Regions from separate parts of the Homo sapiens genome. Here regions 1 and 3 are each linked to region 2. The links are chromatin contacts, found by Hi-C or POLR2A ChIA-PET in ENCODE. All regions are on one chromosome and are shown on one strand. The core of a region is the stretch at or near the end of the contact, and the rest is flanking DNA. Distances in the headings are between cores, read along the strand shown.

What was found. Hi-C counts contacts between places; a loop is a spot of excess contacts on that map. ChIA-PET counts read pairs that join two places held with the same protein, here RNA polymerase II (POLR2A). Pooled maps may share reads with other maps.
Region 1: a loop to region 2 is called in a pooled map, with 7 times the contacts of the local background. The contact joins the promoter of ATG16L2 here to the promoter of UCP2 in region 2. A Hi-C loop is called at or near these places in 7 of 50 pooled maps. POLR2A ChIA-PET finds 5 or more read pairs at or near these places in 2 of 52 experiments (B cell and activated CD4-positive, alpha-beta T cell).
Region 3: a loop to region 2 is called in a pooled map, with 9 times the contacts of the local background. The contact joins the promoter of UVRAG-DT here to the promoter of UCP2 in region 2. A Hi-C loop is called at or near these places in 1 of 168 maps with a recorded cell type or tissue (GM12878), 1 of 37 single-sample maps with no recorded cell type and 6 of 50 pooled maps.

What each region holds. Positions count from the first base shown.
Region 1 is chr11:72,813,125-72,816,478 of GRCh38, forward strand. It overlaps ATG16L2 (autophagy related 16 like 2), which reads left to right and starts at 1,287. Exons shown (of 18, transcript NM_033388.2): 1 at 1,287-1,439. The coding sequence starts at 1,322. It overlaps LOC107984421 (a long non-coding RNA gene), which reads right to left and starts at 943. Exons shown (of 3, transcript XR_007062771.1): 1 at 1-943. RefSeq lists silencers at 440-529, 930-1,379 and an enhancer at 1,910-2,059.
Region 2 is chr11:73,980,686-73,984,163 of GRCh38, forward strand. It overlaps UCP2 (uncoupling protein 2), which reads right to left and starts at 2,158. Exons shown (of 8, transcript NM_003355.3): 1 at 2,036-2,158; 2 at 791-947. RefSeq lists silencers at 2,069-2,278, 2,579-2,738 and an enhancer at 2,995-3,478.
Region 3 is chr11:75,813,069-75,816,500 of GRCh38, forward strand. UVRAG-DT (UVRAG divergent transcript) reads right to left here and starts at 1,729. Exons shown (of 2, transcript NR_144531.1): 1 at 1,395-1,729; 2 at 446-793. UVRAG (UV radiation resistance associated) reads left to right here and starts at 2,142. Exons shown (of 15, transcript NM_003369.4): 1 at 2,142-2,456. The coding sequence starts at 2,340. RefSeq lists enhancers at 253-1,452, 1,376-1,805, 1,676-1,970 and a silencer at 2,266-2,465.

The sequences.
Region 1 (3,354 bases), core at 37-2,536, 1.2 Mb before region 2:
GCCTGTGCAAAGGCCATGGGCGTCTAAGACAATGACATGTGGGGGACTGAGCCCAGCTCACTGGAAGCAGAGCAGGCTACACTGACCTGGGGGCGTCTAGGCCTTCACTGCTTTCTACGTCCTCTGACCCATCCCCATCAGAATCTCAACAGACTCGTCACCTCCAGGGCCTGCACTGCTCTCCCATCGTTGCCCAACTTCTCTCGTTCCCTAGGGATGTTCAAGTCTGCCAACACTCAGAGGGCAGGGCCTGCTGGCATGCCCCAGGGTGAGGCTGTGCCCAGCGAGTCCCTCCTTTCGTGTCTCACAGTAGCCTGAGCCTGCAGAGCTGGCTCTCTAGCATCTAGCTAGAGACGGTTTGACCACAGTTCCCTGCGACCCATGATTCACTTTCGAGGGTACCCACAAGAGATGTGTCTGCTCCTCCAGACGCCGCCCAATGGGGTGAAGCGTCTGGCCCTGAGTCAGGATGCTGGGGTGCTGGCCGTCTCAGCTACCCACTCCTTTGCAACCCCAGGCAAGCAAGCTCGTTCTCTCCTCCCGGCCAGGGGCTTTCTAGATGAAATCAGCTGCACCCCTTTACTCTCAGGGACCTAAAATTTCGGCGACCATGTGGAGCCGTAAACCCTTCTGCCTCCTGTCCTCCCAGCCCCGCACCCACCTGGCGTTTTCGTGTCACGGAACCTCTGCACGTGCTCTTCTCGAGGCCTAGAGTCCCTCTCTCCCTCTGGCCAACTCCTATTTCATCCCTCACAGACCCAACTCGAACGCCATCATCCCCGGAAAGCGGGGATTCCTCCCTTCAGTCTCTGCTTCCTTATCTTGCTGTCCTGCTGCGCCGCGCCCTCAGTGTACGCGCAGAGCCCGGGGCTGAGGGCCTCTGGGTCCCTGGCTGGGTGCGCGGCCAGGAGCGCGACGGCCTGGGAAGCACCAGCGGCTCTCGAACTCGGCCCGGGCGCGGCGGGGTTAAGACACCCGGGCCTTGAGGGCCCCGCCTCCGGAGCGCTCCACCCGCGTGGGGGAAGCCTCCCCGGAGGCTCCGACCTCGCTCCTGCTTATGACCCTCGCAGCCACAGGAGCCCCCACTTAGGTGAACATTTCGGACGGGGCCCCGGCGGTTCAGACCCGGAGGCGGCTCCTCCCGGAGGCAGATCCTCCCGGCGTCGGCCTTCGGTCCTCCCCGCCAAAGCCCTCTTGGGACAAGCCGGGGATTCCCCGCCGCCGCCCGCCCCCTGGCGTCACGGAGTCCCCGCGAGGCCCCGCCCCGGCCTGGCGCCGTCCTGGGCGGGAGGAACGCGCCGCTAGGCGGGAGAGCGCGGCCATGGCGGGGCCGGGCGTCCCCGGTGCCCCCGCAGCGCGCTGGAAACGCCACATCGTGCGGCAGCTGCGGCTTCGGGACCGTACGCAAAAGGCGCTTTTCCTGGAGCTGGTGCCGGCCTGTGAGTGCGCCCCGGTGCTGAGAGGATGGCGGCTGAGGGGACGCGGCTACGGGCGCGGGGAGAGGGTTTGGCTGGCTCCTCCGCCTGTGACCCGAGTGCGCTGTGCCTTATGCCTTGAGCCTGTGCGTTACGCCCATCCCGACTGCCAGGACTCCGCCCCTTGCCATCCAGGCTCTGGTTAGAACCTGGACGAGCCCCTCCTGGTCCCCCTGCCCTCGTCGCCCCTCAGGACGGGCTCTGCCTCCCACAAGCTGGGCTTCCGAGACGCAAGTGCGTCCTCGGGTGTTGGTTTTGCAGGGTCTCTTTTGCCTCCCCACCCGGGCAGTCCCCGGGGTAGGGGCTTGATCAGTGCACTTAGTCTCGGTAGCGCAGTGAAAGAACGCGGGACTTGTCCAGAGCAGCCACTTATTGGCCCATCCGGAGAGGGGCGACACTCGGAACCTCTAAGGAGGAGGCTGTGCATCTCAGGCTCTGCCGCTGACAGGCGACGCTGGCACAGGCTTATGGAACACCTCCCTGTCAGCCTACCCAGCCTGAGGGGGCATCAGGGGGCCCCGGGCTGCTGGTGGATGCTGGCTGAGCCCAGCGAAGTCGGACTCTCAGAATTGTTTCTGGGCAGCTGGTCAGGATAGGGTGTGGCATTTCAAGAGGGGATGAACAGGTGTGCCTGTGTGTCGCACCTCTGGCCGCCTGCGATTGTATGTCTGTGGTTGGAAGTCTAACCACAATCCCTGCGGCTCTCTCACTGGGGCTAATCTTGGCCAAACCCCCACAATCAAATCTGCTCTTAGCCAGGAAAATTTCTCTGCAAGCTTCCAGGCTGCTGGTCCTCTACCTTCAGGGTTGCGAGGCCAGCCCCCACCTCCAGCAGCCACACTTCTCCACTGCTCAGACAGACAGTGGAACCGTCCAGTTTGAGGGAGGGGGTCACCGCCCCCCCAACCCCTGCCCCCCGCCCCGACCCAGGGAGCTGTGAGTCTGAGGGACTAGAGAGATCTGGAGGGCTGAAATCAGACTGAAGGGCCAGTCTTGAAACCTTGGGCAGATCACATCGCTAAGCCTCAGTCTTCTTACTTGTTAATTGGGTATAGAGACCTTCTTTAGGTTTGCTGGGTGCTGCAGTACCCTGGGGGCTGAGGTGGGGTTTTCATGAGAACTAGGCCAGGCCCAGGGCCTCAGTCAAGGTGACAGGGCACTGAGTGTGGGAAGGAAGTTGATGAGGAGGGAGCTAGGCCCGGACTTACCACCCCACCCTCCCCTGGAACTGGTGAGAAAAGAGGAAGTGACTGTTGATGGGGGAGGGTGTTCCAGGGTCAAACCACCAACCTCCAGAATGTCGGCTGGATAATTGCTCAAGGACTTTCTATTCTGGCCTGGGGGTACCTTACACCAGGGCTGGGGAAGTTGGGATTATTTATTTATTTATTTATTTGAGATGGAGTCTTTGCTCTGTTGCCCAGGCTGGAGTGCAGTGGTGTGATCTCCGCTCACTGCAAGCTCTGCCTCCCAAGTTCACGCCTGTCTCCCGTCTCAGCCTCCCGAGTAGCTGGGACTACAGGCGCCTGCCACCACGCCTGGCTAATTTTTTGTATTTTTTAGTAGAGATGGGGGTTTCACCGTGTTAGCCAGGATGGTCTCGATCTCCTGACCTCGTGATCCGCCCGCCTCGGCCTCCCAGAGCGCTGGGAATTCAGGTGTGAGCCACCGCGCCCGGCTGGGGATTATTTTTAAGTGCAGAAAGCTAGAGCCCTTGGAGGGGAAGTGACTTGCCAAAGGCCATTGACAGGTAGAGCTCGGTTTATTTCATCACTTTCTGGGGCTAAGCCTTGCTCTGAGGCAGGGATGAATCAATCCCAGGCCCCTTCCTTCCCTCAGGACCCTCAGCGGGCAGTACCCCGCAGTGGTCATCCTTCTG
Region 2 (3,478 bases), core at 908-3,407:
GTAGTATTTGCTTTGCACTGCTGCCCAGCTCCTCAGTTCGTTCTTGCTGTTTTATCAGCCCCAGGCACAGACAGGGCCTTTCACAAGGAAAGTTCTCACAGGCTGATTAAACAGTACTGAGAAGGCTCAGGCAAATGGTATCCCTTCTCTGGGCATCAGAGATATGATGACATGAGTCTGTCACATTCCTGACCTTGAGCTGGGTTGCAGGATGTTGTGAAGGCCAGAGAAGAATAAGACCCAGCTGCTGCCCAAAGACAAGTGCACAGAGGTTCAGCTGCCATATTCTGAATGTTGCCTTGGGCTTGCCAAGTCAGGTCCTTCAGAGGGTGGGTAAGATGGCCCTACTAACAGCAATTAAAATGCAGGACTAGAAATAGTTAATCCTATTTTACAGTCCCCAGCAAATAACCAGTTTCAGAGCCGGGCTGATTACCAATCTCGGTTTCAGGGATAGTCAAAAGCTAGCATCAATATGAAGTTAGAACAATAGGTTCCTGTCCTAGCTCTTCTGCTGGCTCCCGGGATGACTTGGGGCCAATCACTGTTACACGTGGGCCTCAGTTTTCTCCTTTATAAAATGGGGACCAAGATCCTTGGCTTGTCCGAGTCAGCTGAAGGGCCAGAATGAGAGCGGGGAGGTGTGAGAGTGCTCTGTGAACTGGAAAGAGCCACTTCACTGTCGGGGGTGGGGATGGTAATTATTTTTGTTAATGCCCTGCTGACTCCTGCCCCTAGACCACAGGGTTAGGAGGCAGCAAGAGACCTCTTCCTTGGACTGGACTCTTACCCGGCTTTGTAAGGTCTCACGGTGAGGCCTCCAAGATCAAGCTTCTCTAAAGGTGTCCCGTTCTTCAAAGCTGCCAGTGGCTATCATGGCCCGATCCCCTTGGTTTTCCATAGAAAATGGGTGGGAGACGAAACACCTAATGGTCATACTATGTGTCCTGTGGGTGAGCAAAGGCAGAGAGTTTAGAAAGGGCCACCTGCCCCAAGACACACAAGCCCACCCAATCCATGCCTTGGAGGGGGATGGGGAACAGGGCCCAGGGACTGGTTAAGTGCACACACTGGAAAGGGGAAAAGCAGGGCGGAAAATGAACCTAGGTACACTCCCCACCCCCACCCCACCTGCTTAATATCACAAATTGGTTCTCATCCAGACTTCTGCTTTTGTAACACTCAGTACTCTATATAAGCACCCCCTAGCACAGTCATCAGACTTTGGTGAGTGGGAGAGTTGTGAGGGGGTCACGATGGGACAGAGACTCTCCGGGAATTGGCTAGGTCCCAGGTCGGGCTGTGAGGAGGTTGGAAGGGCTGGGAGCCGGCCCTGCAGAGGCCAGATTGAGCAGCTCAAAGCCCACTAGAAAAAGCCCCCAAGCCCTGGGAAAGGCGGTGCAGGAACACTGCCTGGAGCTGCCTGGTAAGGGAGAGGTCATTGTGGTCATCGCTGATGGTCCCCATCCAAGGCAGGGCTCGGCATCGTGGTGGAAAGGAGGGAGTGAAAAGGTGGAGGCTCAAACGACAGCCAACTGAACGGGAGAGGGAAAGAACAAAAGGGACTAAGAAAAAGAGAGAAGAGAAATAAAGAACCAAGGACAGAAAGGATTAGCACAGGCCGGACCCGGAGGCTCATGCCTAAAATTCTAGGACTTTGTGAGGCCGAGGCGGGCGGATTGCTTGAGCTCAGCAGTTCGAGGCCAGCCTGGCCAACATGGCGAAACCCCATCTCTACAAAACACAAAAATTAGCCAGGCGTGGTGGCGGGCGCCTGTAATCCCAGCTACTCGGCAGGCGGATCGCTTGAACCTGGGAGGTGGAGGCTGCAGTGAGCCGAGATCGCGCCACTGCACTCCAGCCTGGGAGACAGAGCGAAAGCCTGTCTCAAACAAACAAACAAAAACAAAAAATAAAACCGAGAGAAAGAAAAGAGTACAAACTTGGGTGGGAGAGAAGGTAAATGGAAGAGCGGGCAGCGCACGCAGAACAAGCGTGGGGGGCGCAAAGGGCGCAGGGCTGGGGCCAGGCTCACCGAGCCGCAGGGAGAACACGGCAGTGCGTGCGGCTGTGTCTGTCGGCTGGCGGAGGGCGCGTCGGACGAGCCGGGCGAGCGTGGACAGTCAATCCCAAGGCGCGCGCAGCTGGGCTTCGCAGTGGGGCTCCGCGCAGGCGGCGGCGCGGCTTAAGCCTCGGGGGCGGGGCCCGGGGTGGGGCCTGCGGGGCGGGGCCGGGCCTGCCAGCTCCTACTTGGGTGCGGAGACCCTGGAGCAGCCGCCTTTCCGCGGGGACCGCCCCGCCTAGGGTTCTCTCCATGACTTTCTCCACTCCCGTTTCCGTGCGTCCCATCACCGCGTTTACTCCTTCGTTCCCCGAGATGGTCACTCCCTTGCCACTCCCCGCCTCTGCCTCACACTCTCTCGGGCCGCCAACCTCTGTGAGGATGGCAAGACTGACCGCCAGAAACAAGTCTTGTCCAGTCACACACCTCTTGCCTTCCCAGCCAGGACGGTTTCTAACAGCGTCCAGCGGGGCCGTGTCTTAAGTGCACTTCCTCTTTTATGGGCCCAGCCCCCCTACGCTGGGCAAACTACCCACCCTCCTGCGAGCGAGCGCGCGGCTGGCTCCTGCAGGGCGGGACTGGGGCCTCGCGACCGGCCTCGCTGTCGATTGGTTACAGCCGCCGCGTTGTCGGGGGAAGGAACCAATCAGAACTGCAGCAACAGGTGGCCCGGCAACCGACAACAGCCGTTGGGCTCGGCTGGGGTTCGCGCCTTCTCCCCCGGTGGAGCGGCCTGGCGTTTAGGGACCAGGACACTAAAGGCCCCGGCGGGGCGGGAGCACCCAGCGTGACCTCACGCTCCTACACACAGACAAGCAAACGGGCCGGCCCCCGCACGTGACAAGGCAGAGCCGGGCCCAGGCCAGCTGCCTGTCCAGCCCTGGGATGAGAAAAGGCGTCAGGAGATGGACCGGGCCTGGTTCGCCTTTAATTGGCTGACCCGTCCTGTGGGGGTAACTGACGCGTGAACAGCCAACAATTGGGCCCTCTGGCCGGGACAAACACGTGCGTTTGGGGAGTAGAAGAAGGCTGGTATTAACCTCCATTTTACAATGAGGAAACGGAGTCCCAAAGACGTTCAGTCATCTTCCTGATATTCACACACTTACACCCTGGTCAGGCCGGCGCCATATGTGTTTTCACCAGCAGAAGGGACTGCCAGGGAACAGCTGAGGGGACCAGAGCTGGGATGGGCCTGGATAATTATAGCGGAAAGAAAAACACGCCGAGCGCATGGTCCTGGCAGAAGCAGCGTGGAAACAGAAGTCAAGGCAGATTATTTCTGCCATGAGGAGATCTTGCCATGTAGGAAAAAAGAAAGAAAGAGAGGAAAGAAAGACAGAGAGAGAGAGAGGAAAGACAGAAAGACAAGAAAGAAAGAGAAAGAAAGAAAAGAAAAAAAAAAAGAAAAGATAA
Region 3 (3,432 bases), core at 479-2,978, 1.8 Mb after region 2:
TTGTATTTTTGTAGAGACAAGGTTTTGCCATGTTGCCCAGGCTGGTCCCAAATTCTTGGGCTCAAGCAAGAATTGTGATAATGTGTTATGGCAGCCTCAGAAAACTAATACAGCTTAGAAACAGAAATGTGTTTTCTGTGAAATTCCCCCAGATCTTGGCACCACATGAGTTCAATCAGATAATATTTGGGATTTCCCAGTGACTCCTTTCTCAACAAACACCTGATCAAGCGACTCCTTTCTCAACAAACACCTGACCACACGCCCCAGGCTCCAGCCATGAGGAACCACTCAGTGTGTCAGAACAGGAGACAGTGTGACATCTTTGTGATCCAGCTCTGAGAAAAGATCCAAGGTGTTTTTCAGGCTTCTGAACACCCTGGAAAGATAGTATGCTTACATTTTGTTTAAAAAATTTAAAATGCAACTACTATATGCCAGGTCCTGTGTGGGCACTTTACATATGTTGATTTACTTTAATCCCTACAGCAATCCTATTACTATTTTAAAGCTGAGAGAGGGGAAGTGACTTGCCTTGGGATACATAGCTCAAAGGTGGTAGAGCCAAGATTCCAAAGTGCCTGATTCCTATTGTGTCTGACTCTAAAACACTATGTTCTTTCTGCTATGTTCATCCAGGTGGTGGAAAAATTCAGTCTAGGAGTAAAAAAAGGAAGATCAACATCCTGCAGAATGACTCATGCTATTCATTATAGAAGCAATTGCTGGAGATGCTATCATTGTGGATCACGGAAGTCTTCATGGAAGAGGTGGCATTTGAGCTGGGCCTTCACTGCAAAAAAAAAAAAAAAAAATTTCCTGATTCTCTGTCAGGCACTGGGGATCCAGAGATGAATCAGACAAAGTCCTTTTGCTTGAAGAATTCACAGTATTTTGTGTGTGTGTGGGAAGGAGGGTGGCTGCTTACATGTGTTAAAAGACAATGTGGCCAGGCCTGGTGGCTCATGCCTGTAATCCCAACACTTTGGGAGCCCGAGACTGGAGGATCGCTTGAGCCTGGGAGTTTGAGACTAGTCTGGGAAATATGGCCAGAACCCCATCTTTACAAAAAAATTTTAAAATTAGCTGGGCCTGGTGGCATGTGCCTGTATTCCCAGCTACTTAGGAGGGTGAGGTGGGAGGATCACTTGAGCCCAGGAGGTCGAGGCTGCAATGAGCCGTGATTTTGCCACTGCACTCCAGCCCGGGCGAAAGAATGAGGCACTGTTAAAAAAAATTAATAGAATAATCCAGACCCACGGTAGGGTCAAAATTCCTAACTCAAGGTCCCAGAGAGGCTCAGAGAAGCCTTTTGGAAGAAGGGACTCCTGCCCCAGCTAAGACTGATGGATAAGTAGCAAAGGCTTTCTGGGGACACAGCACAAACAGCCCACCTGAAGCGGTGAATCGGCGTCCTGGGTGCCTGGCACACCTTGTAGCTCAGCTTACTAGCTAGTGGAGTGCGAAGGGGCGTGTACTTGTCGGTTGGAGCTGGTCATGAAAGAGCTCGTGGGACTGCCCGACGGTTCTCAGGTCCCAGTGCATCCTGCGTGGTGGCTCTCTGCTGAACCATAAAGCATTCCTTTTCAATCCCTGCACGCTCACGCCGGGAAAAGACTGCACAAGGGGCCTGCCAAGGCAGACAAGCGATCGCCACCCAGCTGGCTTCCGAGGGTCCCCGCCCTCCACCGGAGGCCTGTTACCACGGCAACCAGTGAGGGCGGAAGTGGCTCAGAAGACCGGTTCTCCCTAATCAGGTGACTCTCCCGCCTCCTGCACGTGACACCGGAGCCCAGAAGCGCGCTCTACCTAATCAAGACCCCACCCCTCTTTCCCTTTACTGACAATTGACAGCGACCTCTTGCAATGGCCCTTCCGCCTCCACCAGGAGACTCTGCCCGTTGGTAGTAAAAGAACCAATTAGACTGGGAAAAAAAGAAGCAACGCCCCAGGTTTCACCCCGGCTTGACAGACGCAATTGAGGCCATCCTTGAGTCCCTCCGCCCCCAAGTCCAGTAATGCCAGCGATGGACAGACCTTCTACCCAATAGCACGCCCCTTTTCTGCCGTTGGGTCCCGCCCCCTTGAGGGCTAAGCCAATGAGCGCTCCGGGTCTCAGCGGGGTGGAGGGGTTGCACTGCGGTAATATGGCTCTTCCTTAGCCAGCGGCGGCAACGGCGGCAGCGGCGGCAGCGGCGGCGGCTACTGTCTGGGCTGAGCAGTAGTGCCTCTCGGGTGGCGGGTTTCTAGGCTGCAGGGGCTTGGTAGGTGGTGGCAAGGGGGCGGCGGCGGATGCCGGAAGAGTGCCCGCCCCGCCGCTTGGCGGCCCCTGGATCGAGATGAGCGCCTCCGCGTCGGTCGGGGGCCCCGTCCCCCAGCCACCCCCGGGCCCGGCCGCTGCTCTGCCTCCCGGTTCTGCCGCGCGGGCCCTGCATGTGGAGCTGCCGTCTCAGCAGGTAAGCCCGCGCGGCTCGCAGCACTCGGGAGGGACCCGGGCAGGCCCGCGTGGAGAGCTTGCTGGCTCCGGGCTGACCCCGCGAGCCGGGACACCCAGAGCAGGGACCCGGAGGGCTCGCGGGACTGAGGAAGACTGTCAGGAGGTTTGTGCGGGGAGGGGTCCAGTGATGGCCGAACCTCCGGGAGATCCCGGAGTCCTAGGAGAATCCCGTTACAGGAGATGGGCTTGTTAAGGGACAAGCAGCCAGCCAGCTCAAGTCCCTGGGGCCCCGGCCCGAGGCCGCCTCCCCCAACGCAGGGAGCCGGGGATTGCCCCGCGCAGACCCTCTCCCTCGTTCCGCCCAGGAAGGGACCCGGGGAACCCCCTGTGTCCCACGGGCCATAGTGAAAGCACTTTTCCTTTCTTTCCCCACCTGGCCATCCCCGCTTACGGAGAAACCAGTTTGTACTCTTCGTGCAAGAGCCCTGGAGGAGACTTTAGGGTGTCTACCATTTGCTTTAATCTCCCCTGATTATTAAGTATTCGGCCTCTTTAGAGAAATGTATTCAAGACTTGGGGGTTTCCTTCCTAATTCTCCGAGTCCCAAGGAACGCATCTTAATAATTAGGAGGACTTTTTCCTTCTTCATTCCCTTCAGTGAGTCTCTGTGGAAGGAGGATTTGATGTATATATTCATGTGTTCCTCCATCCTTTAGGAAGGGCTTTGAGGACTTCTTGGCTCTGCGTTGTAGGAAGATAAGAAGGGGGAAACACTGACTTTGGAGATGTGACAAAACTCTTTGTTTCACTCACATATCTGTAGAGTACTTCCCTCCTTATATCGGTTGCCTTCCTTCTGTCCCCCAAGGGGAGATTTTGCAGGAATCTTAGCATTAAAGAGACCTAAAGAATACCTTTCACCCTCTCCCTTTATTCCTCCTGCCAAGAAGAGGATCTAGAGAAACTGTCATTTACTGAGAACTTACCGTGTTGGA